Regions from separate parts of the Homo sapiens genome. Here all the other regions are linked to region 2. The links are chromatin loops, found by intact Hi-C in ENCODE. Cell type or tissue: Caco-2. All regions are shown on one strand. Each heading gives the region's core, and the rest is flanking DNA. Links, peaks and the distances in the headings are about the cores only.

Evidence for each region. Hi-C counts contacts between places; a loop is a spot of excess contacts. Peaks named below come from ENCODE experiments on the same cell type or tissue, not always from the same donor. Only the 100,000 strongest peaks of a DNase experiment are listed, where the experiment ranks them.
Region 1: a loop joins it to region 2, with 2.2 times the contacts of the local background. A loop is called at or near these places in 13 of 110 quality-filtered maps.
Region 3: a loop joins it to region 2, with 4 times the contacts of the local background. A loop is called at or near these places in 5 of 110 quality-filtered maps.

The regions. Positions count from the first base shown.
Region 1 is chr11:129,233,905-129,242,186 of GRCh38, reverse strand. LOC399975 (a long non-coding RNA gene) reads left to right here. Exons shown (of 2, transcript NR_145484.1): 2 at 4,939-8,282. It also overlaps a transcript of ARHGAP32 not described here. Among named protein-coding and RNA genes, the nearest start is that of ARHGAP32, 46 kb to the right of the region's middle. In Caco-2, for the core only: no CTCF peak of the experiment used is centred there; no DNase peak of the experiment used is centred there.
Region 2 is chr11:129,312,737-129,321,018 of GRCh38, reverse strand. The region is part of intron 2 of LOC105369572 (a long non-coding RNA gene); the gene reads left to right. Among named protein-coding and RNA genes, the nearest start is that of BARX2, 59 kb to the left of the region's middle. RefSeq lists a silencer at 4,931-5,225 and an enhancer at 4,834-5,339. In Caco-2, for the core only: no CTCF peak of the experiment used is centred there; a DNase peak (open chromatin) is centred at 4,878.
Region 3 is chr11:129,255,535-129,263,816 of GRCh38, reverse strand. All of the region lies in intron 1 of LOC399975 (a long non-coding RNA gene), which reads left to right. It also overlaps a transcript of ARHGAP32 not described here. Among named protein-coding and RNA genes, the nearest start is that of ARHGAP32, 67 kb to the right of the region's middle. RefSeq lists a cis regulatory region at 3,791-3,804 and an enhancer at 3,726-3,870. In Caco-2, for the core only: no CTCF peak of the experiment used is centred there; a DNase peak (open chromatin) is centred at 3,766.

The DNA of each region.
Region 1 (8,282 bases), core at 1,573-6,572, 78 kb after region 2:
ACCATAGGTGGTTTGCTTGTCTCACCCTAACCAAGGTCCTGCCTGTAAAACAATTATAATAATAAACATTCCTTTAGAATAAGTTTGTATTATCATCAACTAAGTTGCAAACATAATTTTAAAAAGCAATACTCCCATGAGACTTTCAAAGAAAAGCAACAGTCTCCTGACCCTATCCCAGCTTGCCTCCCATTTCTACTCTATAGAAACAATGTTTTTCAGCTCTTTCAGCTTCCTCCCTACCAGGATTTACCACCCTATTTGTAAATACTATGTTTTTATTGGTCATTCTTGCTTTATTATATTTACACAGTCTAAATTTATTTGAACATTACTGAATACTTTTTAAAATTTTTGTCTTTTTCTGGAGAGGCAGCATCTTGGATTTAGTATGTCATTGGGATTTTTATTACTGAATGATCCAGTCAAAATTATTGTTTTGTGACTTCGAAGGGCTTCTGTGTGAGAACTTGTTACATAGACTTTGTTTTTACTAAATCCAGTAGAGTATCTACTTACCTGTTTTTGGTTTCTTGTTTTTCTGCATGGGGTCTTGCCCTGTTGCCCAGGCTGGAGTGCAGTGGTGTCATCACGTCTCACTGCAGCCTTGACCTTCTGGGCTCAAGTGACTCTCCCACCTCAATCTCTGAGTAGCTGAGACTACAGATGTGCGCCAACACACCCGGCTAATTTTTACAAAATTATTTGTAGAGATGTGGGCTTGCTCTGTTGCCCAGGCTGGTCTTGACTTCTTGGGCTCGAGTGATTCTCCCACCTCGGCCTCCCAAAGCACTGGATTATAGGCATGAGCTCTTGCACCTGGACTACTTGTCTGTTTTTATAGTATCAAAATTGGCTATTATAACACTTGATGCAAATTTTATTTTTTCTTACCTTTCCAAATAAAAGGAAATTTAATGAAGTTTTAATGAAGTGTAAGTTACCATGTATCTATGTCCTTTAATTAAAATATTTTTTGTTTTAAAATTTTAACTTCATTTATTGAATGTAAGCTGTGTATCAGGTACTGACATATACATTTTGTACATGTGAGCTCATTTATTCCTTACATCTCATAGGTACCAAGATCCCCATTTTATGAGTGAAAAAATGAAGTGTTAAGGAAATTAAATAACTTGCTCAAAGCTGCAGTGATGGTAAATAGTGGAGCAAGAATTCAAATTCAGGAATGTCTCATTCCTAAGTCCATATTCTTAACCACGGAGTTAAACTGTACATTGTCCTCTCTTTTGGATTCCCAGATTTCTCCAGGAACCTTTCTTTCTATTTCCTCTGTTGAAATGTTACTTTTAAACTTAGTCTTTAAAATTTACATAAAATTAGCTTTTGCAGACTCAAAATTTTTTTCAAACCATATTAAAGATAGAAAAGCTTTATGCAGTGGTTTCTTATGATATAATGACAAAAAATATAAAAGAAAATATTAATCTCACTCTCAAGCATTTAGGGCTTGTGAGAAGGAAGAGGAAAAACTGATATCATCAGATTACTTACTTTTTGCTTAGTTCACAAATACTTAATACTTGTTTAAGGTCTTGTGTTGTGTATCTAAAGGAATTCAGAGACAAGACAGCTTTGGCCCGCAAGAGTAATTCAACTAAAAGTAAGTATACCACAAGGCAATATAAATATCCTGTGAGAAGGGTAAACTAGGTACTGTGTGAATTTATTGAAGACCTAGGGAAAGCTTGTAGAAAAGGAAATTACTTGAGATGGGCCTACTGAAGGCTGGGTAGCACAATTAGGGAAGGGTCATTCCAGTAAGAATTTACAGAGGCAGAAAACTACTGGGAGTGTGTTTGTGGAACAGCAAGTAGTTCAGTTTGACCAGATTTTTTTTTTTCCCCAAGGTCATATAGCTAGTAAGTGCTAGAAATGGAATTGGAATCCGAGGCAGTCTGACTCCAAAGTCTGCAGTAATAGCTATCTTGCTAAACTGCTATAACTTTACCAAGAAATTTATATGTCTAGTCACCCTTGGCTGTGGGGGTATATTGTATGATGAGGTTGGCAGGAGAATCACTTGAACCCAGGAGGCGGAGGTTGCAGTGAGCCGAGATCACGCCACTGCACTCTAGCCTGGGCAGCAGAGTGAGACTCCGTCTCAGAAAAAAAAAATGAAAAAGTATAGGGGAAATTATTTAATTTGTCACTGCGCATAGTAACTGTGCAGTTGCTGTGTAGGAAATGAAGATTACAAACAACAGTTCCTGCCTTAGAATTTGTAGTCTGAGAGATAGGAGAAGAAATTTGGGATCTGCTGGTGCAAAAAGTCTGTTTTTTAAGTAATTGTGTGTGTGTATGTGTTGTAAGTTTTGGGAAAAAATTTAACTGAGAGTGGCATTTGAGTTGGATTTTAGAGAGTTGGCTGTTTGCACAGATTGAGGATGGAGGGGGAAGGCTTTGGATTAGCGTGAGAGTAGACACAGGTGGAATAGTATAGAGCATATTTGGAAAATGGCCAGTAATCTATATTAGCAGCAATGTGGGAAGTGAGGGGGTCCATTAGAGATGATGCTAACCCTAATGTGCTAAGGAATTCGGACGCTCTTTTATGGGTGTCGAAAGTGCTTCTAGGTATTGTATTTTAGCAGAATTGGTATCATCCAATTTCTATTTTAGGAGGGTTATTCTAGGTGAACTAACTAAAAGGTGGTTAGTGTAATGCTAGTTTGGAAAATGAGCTTCTAGAGGCCTCACTTCTGGGACAGCTCCTGGCTCTGTCATTCTGGGTAATTTTGGTCATCTGACCAATCCTAAAATTACTCATCTGCAAAATGTGGGTAATGCTAGTACCCTCCTTACAGCGCTGCTGTGATGCATAAATGAGATTATGCTGCAGAATGCTTACTGCATGTTCTAACAGAGTAAGTGCTCACACAAAAAAAGTTAGGTATAAAATAATGTTCTGGAAAAGGGCAAAGACTAGAAGTAGAAAGACTATATAGGAAATAGGAAAGTCTGTACTATTTAATAAGCTGTACAATATGCGAGGGCTTAGAAAAATTATTATCGTGGCCTGGCATAGTGGTTCACACTTGTAATCCCAGCACTTTGGTAGGTTGAGGTGGGAGGATTGCTTGAGCCCAGGGGTTTGAGACCAGTCTGGGCAACATAGTGAAACGTCGTCTGTATAAATAATACTCTATAAATAATAAACAAAATTAGACGGGCATGGTGGTATGTGCCTGTAGTCCCAGCTATTGGGGAGGCTGAGGTGGGAGGATCACTTGAGCCTGGGAGGTCGAGGCTGCAGTGAACCGAGATTACACCACTGCACCCCAGCCTGGGCAACAGAGTGAGACCCTGTTTCAAAAAAAATTATTATTGTGAAAATAACACTTTATTGCATCATCAGAAGTCTTAATTATGTTTGGTTAGAGGTGTGTGTGTGTGTGTGTGTGTGTGTTTAAAATAAGTTCTATGATTATGCAATTGGTTGGTTTATTTTTTTGAGACTGGGTCTTAGCATCTTAACCAGGCTGCCCTGGAACTCCTGGGATCAAGCAGTCCTCCCACCTGAGCCTTGTAAGTAGCTGGGACTACAGGTGCGTGCCACCACACCCAATTTGCAGTTGATTATTTTAAATCCCATCAGTGTATGTATTACTCATGCATGTAAGAATAATCTTAAGTGTATAAGAGCACCTGTTACTGACATTTATAGATGTGTGGTGGTAGTGGAGGCTGAAATGACTAGTAAATCCAGTAGTGCATGAAATCCCTGATTGTAAATGGCCATTGGTAGATTTTTCACTTACATGTCCTCACTGTGCAACATTTTTCTCTGACTGGGTCATGAGAAGTGTGAAGAGAGGGGAGAAGAAAGGGCACAGAAAGGCATAAGCACCATTTATGTGGGTTAATGGTTAGGAATTATTCCTGGGAGGGTATAAGAGTTAGAAGGAAAAATCTTTTAATATGAAGGTGCTCTGTATCCTCAAAGTTTGCAAGGACTATAAATAAATTCCATGATATTTGGTCTCTAGGATGGCAGATTCAGGATTAATTAATTTCACTCAAGCTTAGAAGAGAAATTAGGGTTAGTCAGAACTATAATTGAGAAGATTGAATTTTTCCTTGAGTCATCAAAAACCGCTGGCACTGTGGTGACTTGACTTTTTCTCTGCCCCATACCTACTACCTCACCAAACTCCCTTGTCCCTACCATCAAAATGCGTCTTCAGTTGGGCCACTTCTCACTACTTCTATTGCTACCACCCTAGTCTAAATCACTCTCACTTCTTTGGATCAATGCAGTAGCCTTAAACTGGTCTCTTGGTGTGATTTTTGCCCTACTTGGTCTAGTCTTTATAGAGCAGCCAGATTATCCTTCTCAGTGTAAGGAGAGTCATGTTCCTCTTTTGCAAAAAGGCTCTCAGTAGCTCCTCATTTCAGGGGTTCTTTGCATAGCTTGGAAAGCCCTGCCTGGTTTGGCCCTATTTCTGGAGCCTTTTCTCCTATCACTTTGTTGCCCTCACCGTACTGTTGCACCACACTGGACACAAGTGTGCTCTTACCCCGAGGCCTTTGCAGCTGTGCACCCATCTGCCTAGATCCACGTAATGCACTCAGTTCATTTAGGCCTCTGTTCATGTCCCCACCTCACAGAGGAAGGAGTTCTCTGAAAGCCTTATCTAAAGCAGCAGTCCTGAGCATTCTTCATTCCTTTAACACGCTAAAGCACTTATCACTACCCAATAAATAATCCTTTAAAAACATTTGTAATCCCCACTAGAATGTAAAGTCCCTGGGAGCAAAGATTTTGTTTTCTGAAGTTTTCTCATCAGCTAGGATGTAACAAATGACCAGTAAATATTTGTTTAACTGATGAATGAGTTATAAACAAAGGGAAATTTGTATTTCTTTAAATGTGAGATTTACTATTCACATCAACATTTATTTTGATCTGTGTAGGCAAAATGAAAATAAGAAAATATTAAGAACAAAAAAAGAAGACTACAGACCAGTACCCCCGATGAACATTGATGCCAAAATCCTCAACAAAATACTAGTGAACTGAGTCCAACAGCATATCAAAAAGATAATCTACCATGATCAAGTGGGTTTCATACCAGGGAATGCAGGGATGGTTTAACATACTTAAGCCAATAATTGTGGTACACCACATAAGCAGAATGAAAAATGGAAATCACATGATCATCTCAATAGATGCAAGAAAAGGATTTGACAAAATCCAGCATCCCTTTATGATGAAAACCCTCAGCAAAATTGGCATAGAAGGGACATACCTTAAGGTAATAAAAGCTATCTACCACAAATCCACAGCCAACATTATACTGAATGGGGAAATGTTGAAAGCATTCCCTCTGAGAACTGGAACAAGACAGGGATGCCTACTTTCACCACTTCTATTCAGTATAGTACTGGAAGTCCTAGCCAGAGCAATCAGAGAAAGAAAGAAAGCGCATCCAAATCGGTAAAGAGGAAGTCAAACTGTCCCTGTTAGCTGATGATATGTGATTGTATACCTAGAAAACCCTAAAGACGTATCCAAAAAGCTCTTAAAATTGGTAAATGAATTCAGCAGAGTTTCAGGATGCAAAGACATCATGACTGAGAACCCAAAAGTGAATGCAACAAAAAAGGTTTTGCACAGCAAAAGAAATAATCAGCAAACAGACAACCTACAGAATGGGAGACTGTCTTCACAATCTGTACATCAGACAAAGGACTAATATTCAGAATCTACAAAGAAGCCAAACAAATCAGCAAGAACAAACCAAACAATCCCACAAAAAAGTGGGCTAAGGACATGGATAGACAGTTCTCAAAAGAAGGTATACAAATGTCTAACAAGCCTATGGAAAAATGCTCAACATCACTGATTATCAGAGAAATGCAAATCAAAACCACTGTGCAATACTACCTCACTCCTGCAAGAATGGCCATAATCAAAAATAAAAAAATAATAGATGTTGACGTGGATGCAGTGAAAAGGGAACAGTTTTACACTGTTATTGGGAATGGAAACTAGCGCAACCACTATGGAAAACAGTGTGGAGATTCCTTAAAGAACTCAAAGTAGATCTACTGTTTGATCCAGCAATCCCACTACTAGGTATCTACCCGGAGGAAAAGAAGTCATTATTCGAAAAAGATACTTGCACATGCATGTTTATAGCAGCACAATTCGCATTGCAAAAATATGGAACTGGCCCAAATGCCCATCAGCCAATGAGTGGATAAAGAAAATGTGTGTGAGTGTGTGTGTGTGTGTGTGTGTGTGTGTGTGTGTGTGTGTTTATGAATGACATAATGGCATTTGCAGCAACCTGGATGGAATTGGAGACTATTATTCTCTGTGGAGTAACTCAGGAATGGAAAACTAAATAGCCTATATTCTCACTTATGAGTGGGAACTAAGCTATGAGGATGTAAAGGCATAAGAATGATATAATGGACTTTGAGGGACTTTCAGGACTCGGGGAGTAGTGGGGAAGGGGGAGAGATAAAAGTCTACACATTGGGTACAGTGCACATTGCTTGGGTGGTGGGTGTACCAGAGTCTCAGAAATCACCACTGAAGAATTTATTCATGTAACCAAGCGCCACCTGTTTTCTCTTATATGAAGACCAAGCTCAGTAATGCTGTGTTTTTATGGACCTATAATTGTGTCCATGCTGCCCTGTCATTTTACCAGTTCTTGTATTTGAGCAGATAATACCAAAAATGGTGCAAACTTACTTTTGCTACAGATGATGACAATTTTAGACTAGGTTACACATATTTATACATATAGTACCTAAGGGTAGGAGCTCAGGCAAGAGTGTAGGGAGGAGCCCAGTAAATGTGAGATGAAATTCTAGAGCAGGTAAAGTCAACGTGGGGTGAAATTCTAGACCAGGTAGAGCTCGTGGCAGGTGCTGTGTTAGGTAGCTAGTTGAATTGGTAGGGAAATGTTTCAGAAGGTAAGATAACAGGTGACCACAAACTTGGTAGCTTACAGAAGTTTATTTAAGTTCCGAAGGGCTAAAGTCCGAAATCAAGATGTCAGCAGGGCCACACTCCCTTCACGTGGCCTTCTCTTTTGTATTTGTGCCTCTTCTGTCTCTTATAAGGATAATTATTGTTGGATTTAGAGCCCACCTGAAATGCAAGATGAGTTCATCTCAAGATCCTTAACTTAAATTTGTAAAGTTGTTTTCTAAATAGTGCAGTCTTTACAGGGTCCAGGTATTAGGATGTGGATATATATTTTTTGGGGGCCACTGGTCAAAACCAGTGAAGTCCTACTTAAAAGCCTGGTAAACTAAGGGAATGGTGAAATAGGGATTGAAATAGAAGAACAACTACCTGTGTTTTTTTGTTTGTTTGTTTTTTCTGTTGCTAGGTTTTTGTTGCTAAAAACCTAGTTGTCCTGACAGAGACGCCCCTTTAAATAAATAGTTCCTGTGCTGAGTATCCCCACCCTACTCTGGAGGGGTGGTTTTGTTTCTCTAAAAATTGCCAGATTCATTCAGGTGGCAGATTAAAAATAAGTAAATGATTTTCTTTTTGAGTAAGTAGTAGGGAGATCTTTGGGAAAAATAACCTAGAAAACAGTATATGTATTTTTGCCATTCTTCTTGCAGATATATAGATTATATTGATATATTTTAACTTTGTCAGTGTTTTCAACATACACAGAAAAGTACAAGATAATAGGTCTTAGCACTCATGTGCTCGTCACCTAAACTTAATAAAATTTTACATTTTTCATATTTCCTTAGGATATATATTTTAAGGAAAAATATATAGTAGACTATTTTACATATATATTTTTATAGTTTCAAAATATTTGGCACAATGCTTAGACTACATTTTTGAGAGTTAGTCATTTTTTATAGTATATACATTATTGGTGTTGTCAGGAGGACTTCTTTCAGATCAATATTTAACTGTGGGTATTTTGAAATGTAATAGTTTACAGTTCTGAAATAGCATGAAGTTCTTAAAAGGAAATCTTATTTAAAAACTTTAATGTTAGATAGTTTGTCAGTAATCTCTTCTTTGAATTATTGCAATAGCCTTTGTTTTTTTGTTTTAAAAAAATTTTGAGATATTTAAAAACAAACAGGAAAGTACGGCAAGGAACATGAACCAACATACTTGCTCCATTAATTCCTTTTGCTTTACCATCTTGCTTCAGGTTTTTTTAAAATGAAATATTATACAATTGAACCCCTGATATTATTTTCCTTTCTTTTTACCTAGAAGTAACAGTTATCCTGAATTTGTTGAGACCTCTATTATGTCT
Region 2 (8,282 bases), core at 1,943-6,942:
TACCTACTTAGAATCCTAGTGGCTGAAAGTGATCTGAGAAATACAGTGACCATATTTTCAGAACCCAAAACTAGGACATTTAGCCTGACAAACCCAAGTACATTTACAGGGACAGTGAACAGATTATGTGAATTGGTCCTCTCCCAGAAAAGGGGATTTATGGCTGTGAATGTTAGAGATCATACAGTCCAATCCCCTCATTTCATAGTTGAGGCAACTGAAGCCCAAGGAGCCTGAGTGACTTGCTGGAGGTCGTAGGCAGAAATGTTTTCTGTTTTCCCAACTCTGAAGGTTGAGTCAACAGGGCGTGGGTGGGAGAGGACAAAAAGGGGCCATTGATCCAGGGCGCCTTCCCTCACACGGACTGACCTAACCCCACAGTGCCTGCTTTAATCCCGTATGGGTGCGGCTGTCCCCTAAACACCAGAGAAATAACATATGAAACCAGATAAAGCTCAGGGTCTTCAGCTCTTGCAGGCCTGGGCAGCTAAGGAAAAGGAATTTGGAGACCTAAAGTACTTTTTCTTCAGAAGCATAGCACTCTGTGGTAAGTAGCTGTAGTTTTCTAAGGTTTTCTTTTTTCCCCCAGAAATAGGATGCTAAAATGACAAGATATAAGCTAATTACCCTCCTGGCATTCTAAATTCTAGTGTAAATCAAGGCAAAATGTCAAACAGGCAGGTATTTTAAAAGGATCTGCATAAGCCCTGTAATGAGCTCGGCACCATAAATGTTTATTATTAAGCCTTCAATTTGCTTCTGACCCCTACTTCATGCACCGTTTGACCTCATTTTATATTTAGTAAGAGGAAAGAAGGCAGCATAAAGAATCAGCTCCAGGGCTCAGGGCAAGTCCATTTCCAGCCAGTGCCTTTGGCCTTGAAGCCCCCAATCTCTACATCAATACTCCTTCCCAATATTAAAAAGTGCTCTTCATGGTGTCCTTTTAACACTGCGGCTATCCAAATTAGGACTCGAAGGAGCAGGTGGAATCCTTCCAACTGCCAGCCTAACCTCTCCTCTATGCCAATGCAGAACTACTCTGCTGATAGAGAAATTGCTTCCCGGAAAACCAATTTCCTCCTTATTGTCCTGCAGGCTGCTGTGAGACACCCTGTTGGGTGGGGTGGGCTCCTGGCCTGTTTATTCCACCAAGAGAGTGAAATTGCAAAGAACATGTTGCTGGGGCCGAGATTTAGAAGACATGTTTGAATGGGAGTTGTGTTCCTGAGCTCCCAGTTTAGACATTTTTTTCCTGATGCATATTTTCCATTGATCTAATTGCTTTGCATCCGCCGAGGGATGAGAGCTAGCGTTCTCAAAGCCTCGCTGCCCACGATACACCCACTATTATTAAGGTCCAACAATTATTTCATTCATTGCTTCGTTCATTCATTTCCTCTAAATTTGTTTCTAAAGAACTGTAACCTGCCATTCAAGCTCACTATTCCACTGGCAAAGAGTCCAGATAGGCAGTGAATGGCCAGCCTCTACAAAGTGCTCCCAACATGCTGTCCAAATTGGAGCACTTTTCTATGCCCCGCTCCACCCAACCTTCAATCCTGCCTTGGAGGAGAGCAAGTGACAGTGAACTTGAGAAGAGCTAATAAAAACCTGATCTCCCTGATAGCATCTTCTTTAATTATTTAAAGAAAGGGACAGCCTGTTTAAAAACACTTCCTGTTCCAGTTCTTTTGTTAAAACTCTCTTAGAGTCAGTGACAGGTTTTAGAGCTGAGAGTAGGAAGGGCTGGCATTGTTGAGAGAGTATGCAGAAAAGATGCTTTTAGATAGAAAAAGAAGGACGATGCAAAACACCCTTTGATTGAAGAAAGTTATGCACACATTTTCTTTTCCAACCAAAAATATCAGAAAAGACAGCTTACATATTAAAGAGTCGATTTCAGAAGGCCAAGAGAAGGGTCAAGTTTAACTTGCTCTTACCTGTGAATACAGCAGAATGAGTGCAGGATTTCAAGTCAGATCTGAGAACTGCGTCTATCACTCAGTAGTTGTGTGACCTAGGACAAGCTATTTAACTGGCCTAGCCTTCAGTTTCCTCATCTGTAAGACAGACATAATCACAGCTACCCTATCAAGGTAATTCGAGGATGAAATAGGGGTTGCGGGGAGGCATGCAAGAGCTTAGCAAAGACCTAGTACTTAGTGAATACACAACACCTGTGATCTTAAAACAACTAGGGCACTGAATGAATTGAGACGAAAGAAAGGCAATAGGAGTAACTACCCGGACTGCTCCAACATGGTTTCTGGTGGATTTATTTCCCTGCTGGACTTTATTCCCTGGAATATACATTTCAATTCCTCACACACATTTAATGAATAGGTACTTAATTAGGATTAGACACTGCACTCATTGGAACCACTGGGTCTTTTTGTTTTGTTTGCTCGTTTGTTTTTTGAGACAGGGTCTCACTCTGCTGCCTAGGCTGGAGCACAGTGGCTAATCGCAGGTGTGATCATGGCGCACTGGGCTCAAGGGATCCTGCTGCCTCAGCCTCCTGAGTAGCTGGGATTACAGGTGTGTACCACCATGCCCAGCTCTCTGGGTCTTTCAATCAGAGATCACAAAAGAAAGTTTAGATGGAAGCTGGACACTAGGAGAGAGACACAAAAGGTGTAGGTAGAGCTATGGTGTCTGCTCGGACTCTTTCTTAGTAAATGTGGGGCCTTTGGGAATCAGTTTCTGTTCCTTTTTTGGAAGAGGAATTATGGAGCAGAGAGAATACAGAGCCAATAGAAATGGATCTGTCTTAGTTCATTTATGCTACTATAACAAAATACCTGAGACTGGGTAGTTTACAAACAACAGAAACTTATTTCTCACAGTATGGAAGGCTGGGTGGTGAAAGATCAAGGTGCCAGCAGGCCCAGTGTCTTGGTCTCTGCTGGTCCTCATACGGTGGGAAGGCAGAAGGGCAAAAAGGGCTAGTTCCCTCCAGCCCTTTAATAAGGAATGAATCCAGTCCATGAGGTCAGAGCTGCCATGGCCTAATCACCTCCTCAAGGCCCCACCTCTCAATACTGTTGCATTAGGGATTGAGTTTTCACGTGAATTTTGGAGGGAACACAAACTTTCAAACCACAGCAGGGTCCGAAATGAGAAATCGGTAATAGGAAAATAAACAAGGAGAAGGGAGAAACAGAAGTATGCTACTCAGCCTAACCACCAGCTTCCTCTTGTGAGTATCCACCCTTGTCTGTTTCCTGGCTCTAGCATATGCATTGGACTAATCTCAGCAATATTTACAAAGCACTTACCTGGGCAAGGCAACGTCTAGGTATTGTGGAAAAGAACAGGATGATTCATTTTCTTTAGTAACACTTGCACAGAGCTCACTGTGTGCTAGGCACCTTTCTAAGGACCTTATAAATATTAACTAGGTTAATATTCAAAACAACTCAGTGAGATGGGTATTTTATTACCCCTAATTTACCAACGAGGAAACTGAAGTATGATCATAATAGCTACTTTTTAGTAAGTATCTAAAATGTGGGCAGGGCTTCAGTGGTTTTTTTTTTTTTTTTTTGAGACAGGGTCTCGCTCTGTCACCCAGGCTGGAGTGCAGTGGCGTGATCTCGGCTCACTGCAAGCTCCACCTCCCGGGTTCACGCCCTTCTCCTGCTTCAGCCTCCCGAGTAGCTGGGACTACAGGTGCCTGTCACCCACCTGGCTAATTTTTTTTGTATTTTTAGTAGAGACGGGGTTTCGCCGTGTTAGCCAGGATGGTCTCGATCTCCTGACCTCATGATCTGCCCGCCTCAGCCTCCCAAAGTGCTGGGATTACAGGCGTGAGCCACTGTGCCCAGCCTCAATGTTTCTTCAATGTAGTCCTCAGAGCCCTATAAAATAAGGTTAGTATTGCTTGTATTTTACAGAGGAAGAAACTGAAGCTCGTTAAGCTTAGGTGACTTGTTAACAGCCATGCAGACACTAAGCAGTGGAACTCCACTGCATCACACCAACTCCTGGATCTCCAAGTCACAGTCACTATCTTCAGGAAGCTGAGATGAGACATGGGATAACCACGCCTTATAGACAGATGCAAATGCCCAGCAAGAAGTTCCTAAGTCCTATCCTTCCTCCCCACTCCCATCGCCACAAGCGTCTGGGATTGAAGCTCCCCGTCTTGCTGTGGGTGGAACAGAATAATCAGACTTTCAGAAAAACTTACAGAAAAACTGAAGTGAGACCCCCACCCTCCAAACGTGGCCTCAGGCCTGGAGGTTTAAAGACAGACTCAGGTTTTATTCTGTTACTGCCACCTTCTTAACCCCTGCCCTCAGCTGCTCATGCCCCAGCCTTTCTCTGCCCTTACTCTTCCTTTATCTCCAAGTCTACGTGATTGAAAAATAATCATCCCTGGAAAGGAAAGAAAGGGGTCTCAATGAGACAAGAGAGGGAGGAGGTGAAGGGTGGCTGAGTAAGTGGGGAGGTGGAGGCCCCAGGGGGGAGCTCAGAGGCCTCATTCCCCCGGAAGCCCACCCTAGGCAGAGGGGCCATGGCTCAGGCTGTGCAGGGCAAACAGCAGCATGGCTTCCAGAACCTGTGCTGGGGATTTGCACTGGCAGGTGCCTTCTCCAGGGTCAGGAAATTCTGCAGCTCCAGGGCAAAGGGGATGGAAGCTGGGAAGAGCCTGTGAGTTGAATGCTGGTCCGACCTCTCCCCACTCTCTTCCCCTCAACACAGGAGCCAGAAGCCCAGTGTTGTGGCCCAAATTGCTTTGAAGTCCTGCCCTTTGTCCTCTTCTTCCTGAACAGATCCGTCTTCCTGGGGCAGGACATGCATTCCTCACACCATCCTTTTTGAAGGGGGTGAGGTAAACCTGGCCGAGCCGGTTAGTGCTGGGGTGGAGCCCAGCGACGGCCCTGATCCGGAGCCTCTGTTACCTGGGGCAGCAGAAGCGAATGAGAGGACAGCTGTAAATCATGTCTGGCCTGCTGATGACATTCTCCTCTCTCAGCTAAAGGACTGAGGATGGTCCAGCCCCTTGAGTGACTCTGGGCAGGGCTGCGAGAGGGAGCCCCCTAGCCAGTGCTTGGGGAGGAGGAATTCAGATCCTGGGAAAAACAGCAAGCAGCAGCAGGTGTGGAGTAAGCTGGGAGTGACCCATCTGGGACAACTGCCTAGAATAAACACTATTGTCTGCCACAGGCTTTTCTCTGCCAGCCTGGGCCTGCTGAGCTGACCGTGTTTGAAGGGCCAGTCGTGGGCTAAGCTAGGCAAGCTGAGATCAGTCCTGCAGGAACCTGAGGTCATCACAGGATGTGAAGACAGAGGGCAGGAGCTTGTGGGACCAGGAATGAGCGAGGAGATGGAAAGGAAGTCTCAAGGGAGTGAAGACCCAGGAGGAAGGCTGGAACAAGGCTGGGCAACATTCGTTCTTACCAAAGGCTAACTTCCTGGTGTCATCTTGGATGGTCCAGTTTAAAAGAACAAGACCTGACCAGATACTGCAGAGCCTCTCTCCAGACATCGGGGCTGGCTTCAGTCACACCCACTCTCTTCCACTGTCTTAGCCCCTGGGATGCACACGTTCATGCAGCCACCCCTGCTCCATCTGTCCCTGTGACCCTCTGATTTTCACCCACCTCCTGGTGCTATTCTTCTCTATCACAGGAAACTTGCATCCTTCTATTATTATCTTCACTGTTCAGAAACCCAACAAAATTTTAACCACATGAAAATCCACATTATACCCTCATTCTACCCAAAGTGATGTAATTCACCTTGTCCTTCGGAGATGGGGGGAGACTTACAACCTCATTCTCTCGTCTACCTTTAGACACTGAGCTTTAGGAAACTGTTACCTGGAGGAAAGGCCCATTGTGGAGGGTACCGTGGTGACCCAAAAACAGCCCTGGAGGAAACATGCCATCCAGAGCAGGCTAGGACCCACTGATGGGTGTCCTGGGAAAATGGCCCCACTCCACTCCCCACCCTGGGACCTCTGTGAGGTATTTTAATTCAGGAATGATTAGCACAGATCTCTAGCAAAGCTCTTTCTTGACCACAGCCAGAGTTAGGTAAGAATGCAGCCACAGGGAAGAAGGGAGCAGCAGGCAGAGTCTCTGGCAGCCACCAAATTGAAGCTCTTACTTCTTCTCCTCCAATCGTCTCTCGTGGAACCTAGGCCATCTATTTTCATTTGGGAACAAAGAAAGCAAAAGAAAGGAGGGGGAGGGAGAGGGGAAGGGGGAAGGGGAAGGGAAACGAAGGGGAGGGGGTGGGGGAGGGGGAAGGGGAAGGGGAAGAGGAAGGGGAAAGAGAGGGGGAGGGGAAGGAAAGGAAGGCAGGGAGGGGAGGGGAAGGGGAGGGAAAGGACCGGAAGGAAATTGGGGAAGAATAAAAAGGTGCAAGACAGTGGTCATGGAGCGCCCCCTAACTATAACGTGTCCACATTTTCTCAAGTTGCTGCTTTCATCTGAGAGTTAGACAGTTATAGATGAATGAGGAACAGGGACTAAATACAGCCAAGAAAAAGGAAGTGGAAGGGAGAATCATGGCTGAAGCAGTGGGGGTACATTTCCTTTTACTTATTTCCCAGGCAAAGGCCAATTGGTACAAGTCTCCATGATTGCCTTTTGTTCATGTATTAGGAAATGTGTATTACTTGCTCTGCTGTCCTAGTGTTTCAGGTTTTTATTTGTATTTCTTCACATAATGTGAATAACACATAGGCCAAGAGAGCCTGAATGCATGTTTGTGACTTCCTGGAAGGCAAGGGCCCACCTGCCCAGCCTAATACATTGCACACAAGCAATTAATAAACATTTCCAACTTGAAGACTTTTCATTGCTCCCTGAGCTCCTGTAATTTGGTTCCACAGTAGCCTCTGTTATGACATTCCTTGGCTGCTGCTCAAAATCACCATTGCTGTGTGTAATTGGAAGGCCAGTGACAGAAGGAGTAATAGTTTCCTCATTAAGCCTTGTGGTGTCTCCTCACCTACCGAGGCAGGGTACTTCCAGCACAGGGGTGGCTCCTCTGTTGTTCAGGAACAAGCAACCTCAGAGTTGTTGACAGAAGTTCCAACAGCAGCAGCCTCCTAAAGGCCCCGCGTGCTCATTATTGTACTAAAGTATTGCACTAAAAGGGGAAAACTAAATATGGTGTCTGGTGCCCAAAAAGGCTCTTGGAAAAGTTTTTGCTGCCAGAAATGGGTCTTTCCTTGAGGATAGACTCAGCCAATCAGAGTTTTTTCTGATGATGTAATGCTTTGCAAACAAATTGTATTGGTGGGAAAGCTCTTAGTTAATTGTGAGGTGTAGAGTTTCCACTGTAGCTCAGGAAAAATTGTCTGTGGCTTCATTTAAGTTTCGACTGAATTCCATTGTGCTTCTATTTCCAACCAAGCTGAACTTGTGTCTGACACTTGTTAAAAAATTGGGAATCAAGAAACTTTCTTTTCCTCTGATGTCGAAAGCTGCTGATTCCTTGTCTAAGATGTGTCCGTTTAAAAAACAAAAAACCAAAGCTAGCTGCTGATTAATCAATGTCTGCTATGTGCCGTTGTCATCATCTCACAGCTGTACTTATCGTCAGCAGAGGCCCTAGGAAGCTGACCAGCAGAGCATCAGTACGCAACAGCGGGTAGGAAATGATGCCCCGACAGGTTAGGCTGTAGAAAAAAAGAATCTTTGGGGTGGAAAAGAAGTTAGAGCGCAGGCTACACATGCCTGTGTTTCCATCTGATGAATTCGCATGCACGCGCTTGCCATAAGTCCGCTACGCACAGCCATGCAGCACTAAATATAGCTCAGAGCTTATTTCCCTCCTTCAGAATGTGTCGTCCCCAGCTCTAGAGCTTTTCCTCCCCCAGACAGAGCCCCTGCTGTCTGCCAGTCTGGGCTGGAATTAGCACACCGCCGCTGCGTAACTGGGTGTCTCTGCTGCTGGAGGCTGATTCGGGTGCAGGCGGCTATACCTGCAGTTGTGTTCCTTGGTTACCTGCGTCCAGGAGCCTAGGCCACCCACCCTTCACCACATATGCAAAGGATGTCATCGCCTGATTCACTGTCTCTGTTATTTCAGACAGCAGGCTGTTCCTGTCCCCACCACCCCTCCGCCACACCACAGCCTTTCTCTCTGGATCATCCGCCACACCCTCTCCTCATCCCGGAAACCTCAGGCCGGCTCCACCTTGCTTCAAATCCTCCCGTCTCTGCAGTCGATTCCTTTTTCTCAGCTTTTATCTTTGCCACTCTTCCCAAATATGGGACACTTAAGTATGGCTGACTCAAACTGTGTCAGTGACTCAC
Region 3 (8,282 bases), core at 1,798-6,797, 57 kb after region 2:
TTCCATTGCAGCTGTACCATTTTATATTCTCATCAAGAGTGCTCAAAGGTTCCAGTTTCTTCACATCCTTGGCCACGCTTGTTTTCTTTCTCCTTTCCTTTCCTTTCCTCTTTCCTCTTTCTTTTTCTCTTTCTTTTCTTCCTCCTCCTCCTTCCTTCTTCCTTCTTTCTCCTCCCCCTCCCTCTCCCCTCCCCCTCTCCCCGCTCCCCATTTTCCTCCTCCTTCTCCTCCTCTTCCTCCTTCTCCTCCTCCTCCTTTTTTTTGCCAGTAGCCATTTTAATGGGTAAGGTGATATCTTATCATGGTTTGGTTTGCCTTTCCCTAATGATAGTGATGGTGAGCATTTTTTCATATGCTTGTTGGCCACTTGTATGTCATCATTGAAGAAATGTGTGTTCAAGGCCTTTGCTCATTTTAAAATAGTTTTTTTTGTTGTTGAGTTGTAGGAGTTCTTTACATATTTTAGATATCAGTCCTTTTAACAGGTATAAAATTTCAAATACTTTCTCCCATTCTGTGGATTGCCTTTTCATTCTGTTGATAGTGTCCTTTGATATACAAACATTTTAATATTAATGTTGTCTAGTTTATTTTTCCTATTGCCTGTGCTTTTGGTGTCATGTCCAAAAAATTATTGCCAAATCCAGTGTTATGACATTTCCCTCCTATGTTTTCTTCTAAGACTTCCATAGCTCTTATGTTTAGATCGTTGATCCACTTTGAGTTAATTTTTGTATATGGTATAAGGTAAGACTCTAATTTCATTTTTTGTGTGTGAATATCCAGGTTTCTCAGAACCGTTTGTTGAAGACTGTCCTTTCCCAGTTAAATGGTCTTCACACTCCTGTAGAAAATCATTTGACTATATATACTAGTACTCATACTAATTTTATAGAGGAGGTGATTGACATTGAGGTGTGACTGATAGACAATATTAACATATTTTTAAAAAGAATTCGTTAACCTTGAAGTAATTTATATTTGGTACAGTAAAATAAAGTGAAGGTTTTTAGGGTTGTGAGGTTTTTTTTTTGGTGTGTTGCAGTCTTCTCCCAGGATTTTTGTAGTTCTGCCAGGCCTTATAAAACGACTTTGAAATGGTTTTAAAATAGTAGTTTTGGGCTGGGCCTGGTGGCCCGTGTCTGTAATCCCAGCACTTTGGGAGGCCAAGGCAGGCAGATCACTGGAGGTCAGGAGTTTGAGACCAGCTTGGCCGACATGTGAAACCCCCTGGTGAAACCCTGTCTACTAAAAAAAATACAAAAATTAGCCAGGTATGGTGGCATATGCCTGTAATCCCAGCTACTAGGGAGGCTGAGACATAAGAATCGCTTGAACCCAGAAGGTGGAGGCTGCGGTGAGCCAAGATTGCGCCACTGCACTATAGTCTGAGCGACAGACAAGGGCTCCATCTCAAAAAAAAAAAAAAGTAGCTTTTGCTATATTTAAAGCTGTTTATTTGTAAGGTGGGTTAAATGAATATATCAACATTAATTCAGTAGATATTTACTACCTATTAGAAGTGGTTTTGTGGGGAATAAAAATTAGGGGCTTCCTTTATGCCATTTATATTGTTAGGAATTAAAAAAACATGAGAGACAGAATGATTTGAAGATAATACAGACTTTTTTTTTGGCGCATGAGGAAAAATTAAAAGTTTGCAAGATCTATTTTAATTCTATTTTATTAGTCTGGCATGCCAGGTTTATTCTTTCATAAGTAAATATTGTTCGTGAACATTTTGTCAGGTTTCCGTATTTTCTCTTAATTTGTGTGTTTTAAAAGGCAGACATTATTTCCCTGTGTATATAAAACTCCACCTTCATGTGTCATTTGGTGTTATGGTAATCGCTAAACATAAACATCTCTAAGTTTAGCTGTAAAAATCATCAGAACTTGAAGATTTTTTTCTTGTTACAGCAACAAAGGGATTTCTATATACTATTGCATTTTATTGCCAAATAAGATTCTAATATGTTTTGGTTTCCTTTTTTAACAGTTGCACCATTAATATAGGGATCATTTACTGAGATGTTTAAGTCAAAATTACCTTTGATTAACAGAACAAATTGCCTTTTCAGCTGTTTGCTCCCAATAAGAAGCAGTTTTCATCCATTTATTTACTTAAGAGTATTTCCTGAAAACTCTGGTGAATTCCTCAGCACCAAGTTGTTTAACACAGAAGAGAGGTGGAAACAAAAAATGCTTGGTTTTTACTGGCTTTCTTTTAGCATTTCTGTCTAGTCGAAATGGGGGCCAGGCTTGCACACATAGACAACTGAATTAATGTAACCGGACCTATTCCATCTAGGCTGACCTCTTGAAAGATAGGAGGGGAAGTCTAAAACAGGAGAAAAGTTTTAGAAATCCTTTGGATTAGGCTTACCCAGATTAGTGGTATGTAAAATATTATGATATTCTTAGTGTTTCAGGATTATGGATTTTAGTAAAAGCAGAAAAAAATAAATTCTTGTTTAACTGAATCTATAATGGCACCAGTGGTTTGGAAACATTTCTGAGTTACTTGATTTTATGTGAAAAAATCTGGAATAACTTTTCCTTTTTTCCTTTAGACCATTTTTCTTTTATTTAACCTAATCCGAGCCACTTTATACCAATTTCAACAATATTTCTGAATTCCTGTGATCTTTTATTTCCTTTTTGCTGCTTTCAGCTGTGTTTCTCTCCACTCTAAGCTCATTAAAGTTAAAAAAAAAATAGGAGATTGGACCCATTTTTTTTTCTGAGGAGTGTGGCGTTTAGCACCCTGTGGTGGCTCAGGATATTTTAAGTAGTATTTTCAGCTTTCTAGAAGTGTTTGCCTTATTTAGAAATAGTTATGGAAAGTTTTCTGTTTGGAGGAAACTGTTTCTTATCTTTGTTCTGGCAAAGTTGTTTGATCCTTTCAGCATCATGATTCAGTTGGTTTGTGTTCATGTAGGAGTTTGCAGCCTAGCTGCTAAAAAAGTTATTTCAGAGATGCTTATGTAACCCTTTTTAGATTAATTATTGGCTAATATTTTTGGGAGTAATTATTTTTTGATTGCTCAGCTGTAACATATTTTATTGTGCTAAGATTTTGGAGGTTGCCTTTAGCGCAAGAAAGTAGTAGGAATTTATTTTTAAAACGGATGCTTTAAGGTAGACAGCTTAAACAGTTAAATGTTTGATTTTTATGTTTAAAGAGTTATTAAAGTATATAGATAAAGACAATATTATATTTTACATGATCATACTAAGGTGTTTCGCAGTTACAGAATGAGGAGCTTATTTTTTAAGACTTTTTTCTATTTGAAAATAAATGTCACAACTGAGATTTCTTATTTAAATATATTTATTATCACATTTTAAGAAAGAAGTTTTAGTTTATAACTCTGTATGAAAGCCCGTAATAAATTTATTCACTTTTTATCTTTCATGATTTAAGATAGAGACAGGGTGAGAAAAACCCTGAAGAACAGTCAACAAAAGCTTTCAAAACAATGTTATCAGAGGTATGATAATTATGATAAGAAATCATAAGACCATTGCCGCCAGTGATGTTATTTGTGTTTGACTAGAATTATCAGTTTTTTATGCCCACGTAAACAAATTGTTTTATTTCACAAAGGAGGTTTAATAATTTATGGTTGAAGTGTAAATGAAATACTATGGCTCTTCAGTTGTGTAATGCTCATGCCGGTCTCAGATGTAAAAGTTCAATCAGTGAGTTGTTGCAGCCCATTTCATTGAAGGAATGGAGACAAAAGTTTGTTTGTAACTACCATGGAACTGAGCACAAAGATGCCAGTGACCTTTGAACTTCTGTGGCTGTGCATCTGAACAAGGGATTGTTTGAGAATGGGAAAAGCTGCCAGTAGACTTGGGATATGCTTTCTCCTTGTTTTCTACAGAATTGTTGAATGACCCTACTCCAGAAAAACAAAAAAACAAAAAACAAAACAAACAAAAAGCTTAATTGGAAGAAATTCTTACTGGTCTCAGAAGAATCTCATGTCTGCATAGCAAAATCTAATTAGATATTCATATCCCAAAGTGATAGTCATTAAAAATACTGTCTCCACTTACAAAAATGGCAACGTTAATTACTGCCATTTTATGCATTGACAAGGCTGGTAGGTGCTTGTGGTTTCTTCCTCTGCAGTTCTTATTATGTTCTTATTAAAAGCTATCTTCCAGTTCTATGGTTGGAAAATGCTTCTATATCTGGGTCACACTAATTCCTTAGCTTATTTTTTTTTTTTTTTACATTGCTTAAATGTTGGGCATTATTCTGAGAGTGAAACCTGTATTTGTCAAATGAATGAGTGAAGTAATAAATGTACAGGAAAAGTATTTTTTTGTGTGTGTGTGAGAGAGGAATAATGGCATTTGCAGTACTCTTTTTTTTCTTCCAAAGTGCTTAACAAAAAACTAGTAACATCTCTCAGTATGAAAATATCATAAATAACAGTATCTCTTTTGCAGCCATTGTATATAGTTCTCTTATTTGCCCTAGCCAGTGTTCAAACTGGGCCCAAACACGACTTTATTTCAGTTTTGTTGTCTTTAGAAAGAGCTGAGTATTCAATACTAATCTTTCCATTTTGGAGAAAAAGCTGGTTCTAGTTTATATTGTTGCATATCCTGTCTTACACATGATTAATAAATTATGAAGATGTTTATATTTGAAGTTAATGTACCAATTTGCCATTACATAGTGCATGTGTTTTGAAGTGGTTCCTTTTTCCCATCAGTAATGCATTTGTGCGTATTATTTCATATACTTTTAGGTAGTTCTCTTTATGACTAGTGGCTAGCACCATAATTTAGCTCATAGGTTATGATAGAGTGCAGAAATCTGTCATCATATTGCTTAACTGGAGTCACTGGGATTGAGTTTATGATTTCATTAGCTGTATTGTCTTGGTACCTGATAGGGGTAAGATGGGAAAAATTAGTACAGTAGTTATAATAAGAAAAGTGGTTGACTATTAACTTTCCAGTATGTGTTAAAATACTGATTTATCAAAAATTTAAAATAAAATCTTAACTGGTTGATAGTTGGAGAATTTGTTCATCATAGTCCTGTGAAAAATTATTTAGGAAGTTTAGCTTTGAGTCTCGATTTATCAGCTACTCTTAAGAAATACAATAATTTACTGGCAGAAGTTCTTTAAGCTCTTTTTGTGCATCTGTCTTAAATGCCTAAGACAACTAGGGCCTCCAGGAGTGGGTTATCTGGGAGGCTAGTTCCTTAGTGGAGGCAGAGATTTGGGGTGAAGGGGACTGTGACTGTGAAGGAGAAAGTTTGGCTGTAGGGAAAATGGTGGATAGAGTGGGAGCTCGGAGCTGGAAGAAGTTAAAAAGAGGGACGTGGCAGGCACATACTGCTGCAGATAGCAGGCTGCCTTTCAGATCCCAGTCTAAAGGAAACGAGAAGGAATCAGAACACCGGGGTCTGCAGCCATCAGATCGCCTTACCTGATGGAGGAGACAATCTTTAAATGGCTCACAGATTCAGAAAGTTAAACTCAACCACCTGGGGTTGATCAATGTATCTTTTACTCAGTTTTAGTTTTGGTTTATTTTGATTAAATTCTCTCCTCTGATGGTTGAATTTGGTTTAGATTTTAATATGATAGTTGTTTAATAGAGAAAAAACAAACCATAGCACAGCATAGAACATATATTTGACAAAGTGCTATAAAATTGCCATATAACATTAGTGAATTGAATATTCCCTTTAAAGAAATCTTAACATGAAATGTATTACATTGCTATTTTAGACAAAAATAAGACTTTTTTGAACTGTTCATTTTATTGACATGTTTTATGAAGGGAAAAGATAAAGAAGACTGAAGAATATGGAAAATATTAGGTAAATAATAGCATTTTTCACACCTATTCTAAGAGTAAAAGTTTACATTCTGATGACTATATATCATCAGATAAATGCCACATTACTTGATTTTATGAAATGGCCAGTGTTAAGTTAATTTGGATGAATAGCAAATAATGCTTTGGGTCAGAAGGGGTAGACTGAGATTTCATTGTTCATTCTGAAAAAAATTTGTCAGGAAGTAAGTACTCTGTTTAGGATTTAAGAAGTTCTGTTTTTTTTTTTTTTTTGGTTAATTATTAACTTACTGCTTCTAAGAACTGAGTATTTAGAAAACTTATTCAATGTTTTCTGTAATTTTAAAAATTAATGAATTATTTATTTTTAAGCAACAAAGTTTTGTTATGTTGCCCAGTCTGGACTTGAACTCCTGAGCTCAAGTGATCCTTCTGCTTTAGCCTTTTGAGTAGCTGGGGTTATAGGCATGCATCATCATGCCTGGCTGTAGTTGTTTTTTTAAATACTAAAATTGAGATCTGAAATGAAAACAGTCTTGACATTGCTCTATAGCTACTAACTGAAGAAATGGTGACTGTGCCCTGCCTTTTATAGTACCTGAACTTTTCTACATTTTCCTCCTGTGGTAAATAATATGAAAGATGCTTTAGAAAAATAGTTCCCAGACTTGTACCACAGAGAATTGCTTCTAGTGCCATAAGTCACAAACTTGTAAGTTGCTAGACTTAAAAAATATTTCAATATTGGTAAACATTATCAAGTGCACACCATGGTATAGCAGATTTTTCCTACTTGTCTGAGGTTCATTTCTTCCCTTTTCCTTTCTAATAGAATTTAAATTTTGTTAGAAGCAAAACACAAAGCTTTTTGTGCCTAGCTTAAAAACTATCAATGTCTTAGCTTCCCTTCCTACTGAGGTAGCCATGTGATCTAGTCCTGGTCAGTGAGATGTATGCAGAAATTTCTAGACGAAGCTTTTGGGAAAGCCCTTTTAGCCATTTCTCTTTCCTCCTGCCTAGAAATTAGACATGATGACAAGCTGTAGCAGTATTCTAGAGACTTTTAGGGAAAGGCTAAGAGATTCGCGGAAGTCTTAGCCCTTATGTTCTTGAACTGCCAAACCAATGTCAGCAAGCGCTTCTCTCTGAACTTACATTTCGTGAGGAAAATAAAGCCCTATCTTAAGCCACTATAGTTTGGACTTCTTTTTACATGCATCTAAACATTATCCCTAACTGATATGATAATTTACATGCCCGTTATGATATTCTTTCAGGAGATTTGGATTCTTCTTACAGTTTAACAAGGGATGTTATCCGACTTCAAATCCAGAAGTCTCTGAGATTTTTGGAATTATTTCCTTTAGACTTGATTGGACCAGCTGGATATCCAATTGGATGGATGTTGGTTACTTCTGGAGGGTTTCTTGCCTTTCAAAAATAGCCTGTAGCATTTCTCACTGTCATTTCATCCTCTCTCAGTTTAAGTCCCCGGCTTCATCTTGCTACATAATCTATATTGAAACCATAGAGCTCCCTCTGATTGGAGAGAATGTCCATGTAGTTATAGCACAATTAGGGTCATTTGGATTGGTCAAGGACAGGAATTTGACTGCTGACCTTATCTCCCTCCATACCAGAATTAATTGCGGTCTTTTTTTTCCTTTTTAAAAATTTTAAACTTTTTCATGTATCATACACATGTTGAGTACGTGCATAGAACATACATATTCAACTCTATGACTTCTCACAGCCTGAACATATATGTGACTAGCATCTGATCAAGAAGTGAAGCTTGATTGTCCTTGTGGGTTGTCAGCATGCAGGCTTCTAACAGCATGGATTTGTTTTTGCCTGTCTTATTTTATATGCTGGAATTGCGCAGAACATATTCTTTTGTCTCTGGTGTCTTTTGCTCAGCATTGTCTATAAAATTTATCCATATTATTATATGTAATTATATACATTCTCATTGCTGTATAGCATTCCATTATGTGACTGCATCTCAACTTATCTACTGTTGGTGGGCATTTGGATTGTTTTCAGTTTTGACTTACGAATATTACTCCTGAGAACATCCTACAACATATCTTTTGGTAAACATACGTAAGCATTCTGTTGAATGTATACTTTGGAGTAGAATCCCTGGATCATAGGGTATCAGTAACAAATGAGAGTTTAAGCTCCTCTGCATTCTCATCAGCACTTGATGTCATTGTTTTTAACGTAGTCCTTCTGGTGGGTGTATCTTTTGTGAAGTGCCTGTTTATGCCTTTTGCCCATTTTTCTGTTGGGTCATTTGTCTTGTTTGTGAGAGTCTTTTTTATATTCTGACTACTAGTTTTTTGTCAGATACTTGTATTGTGAGTATCTTTTCCTGCTGTCTGGGTTACATCTTTGTTTCTTTAAGTGTCTTTTGAGGCCTAGGTCTTAATATAGTCCAG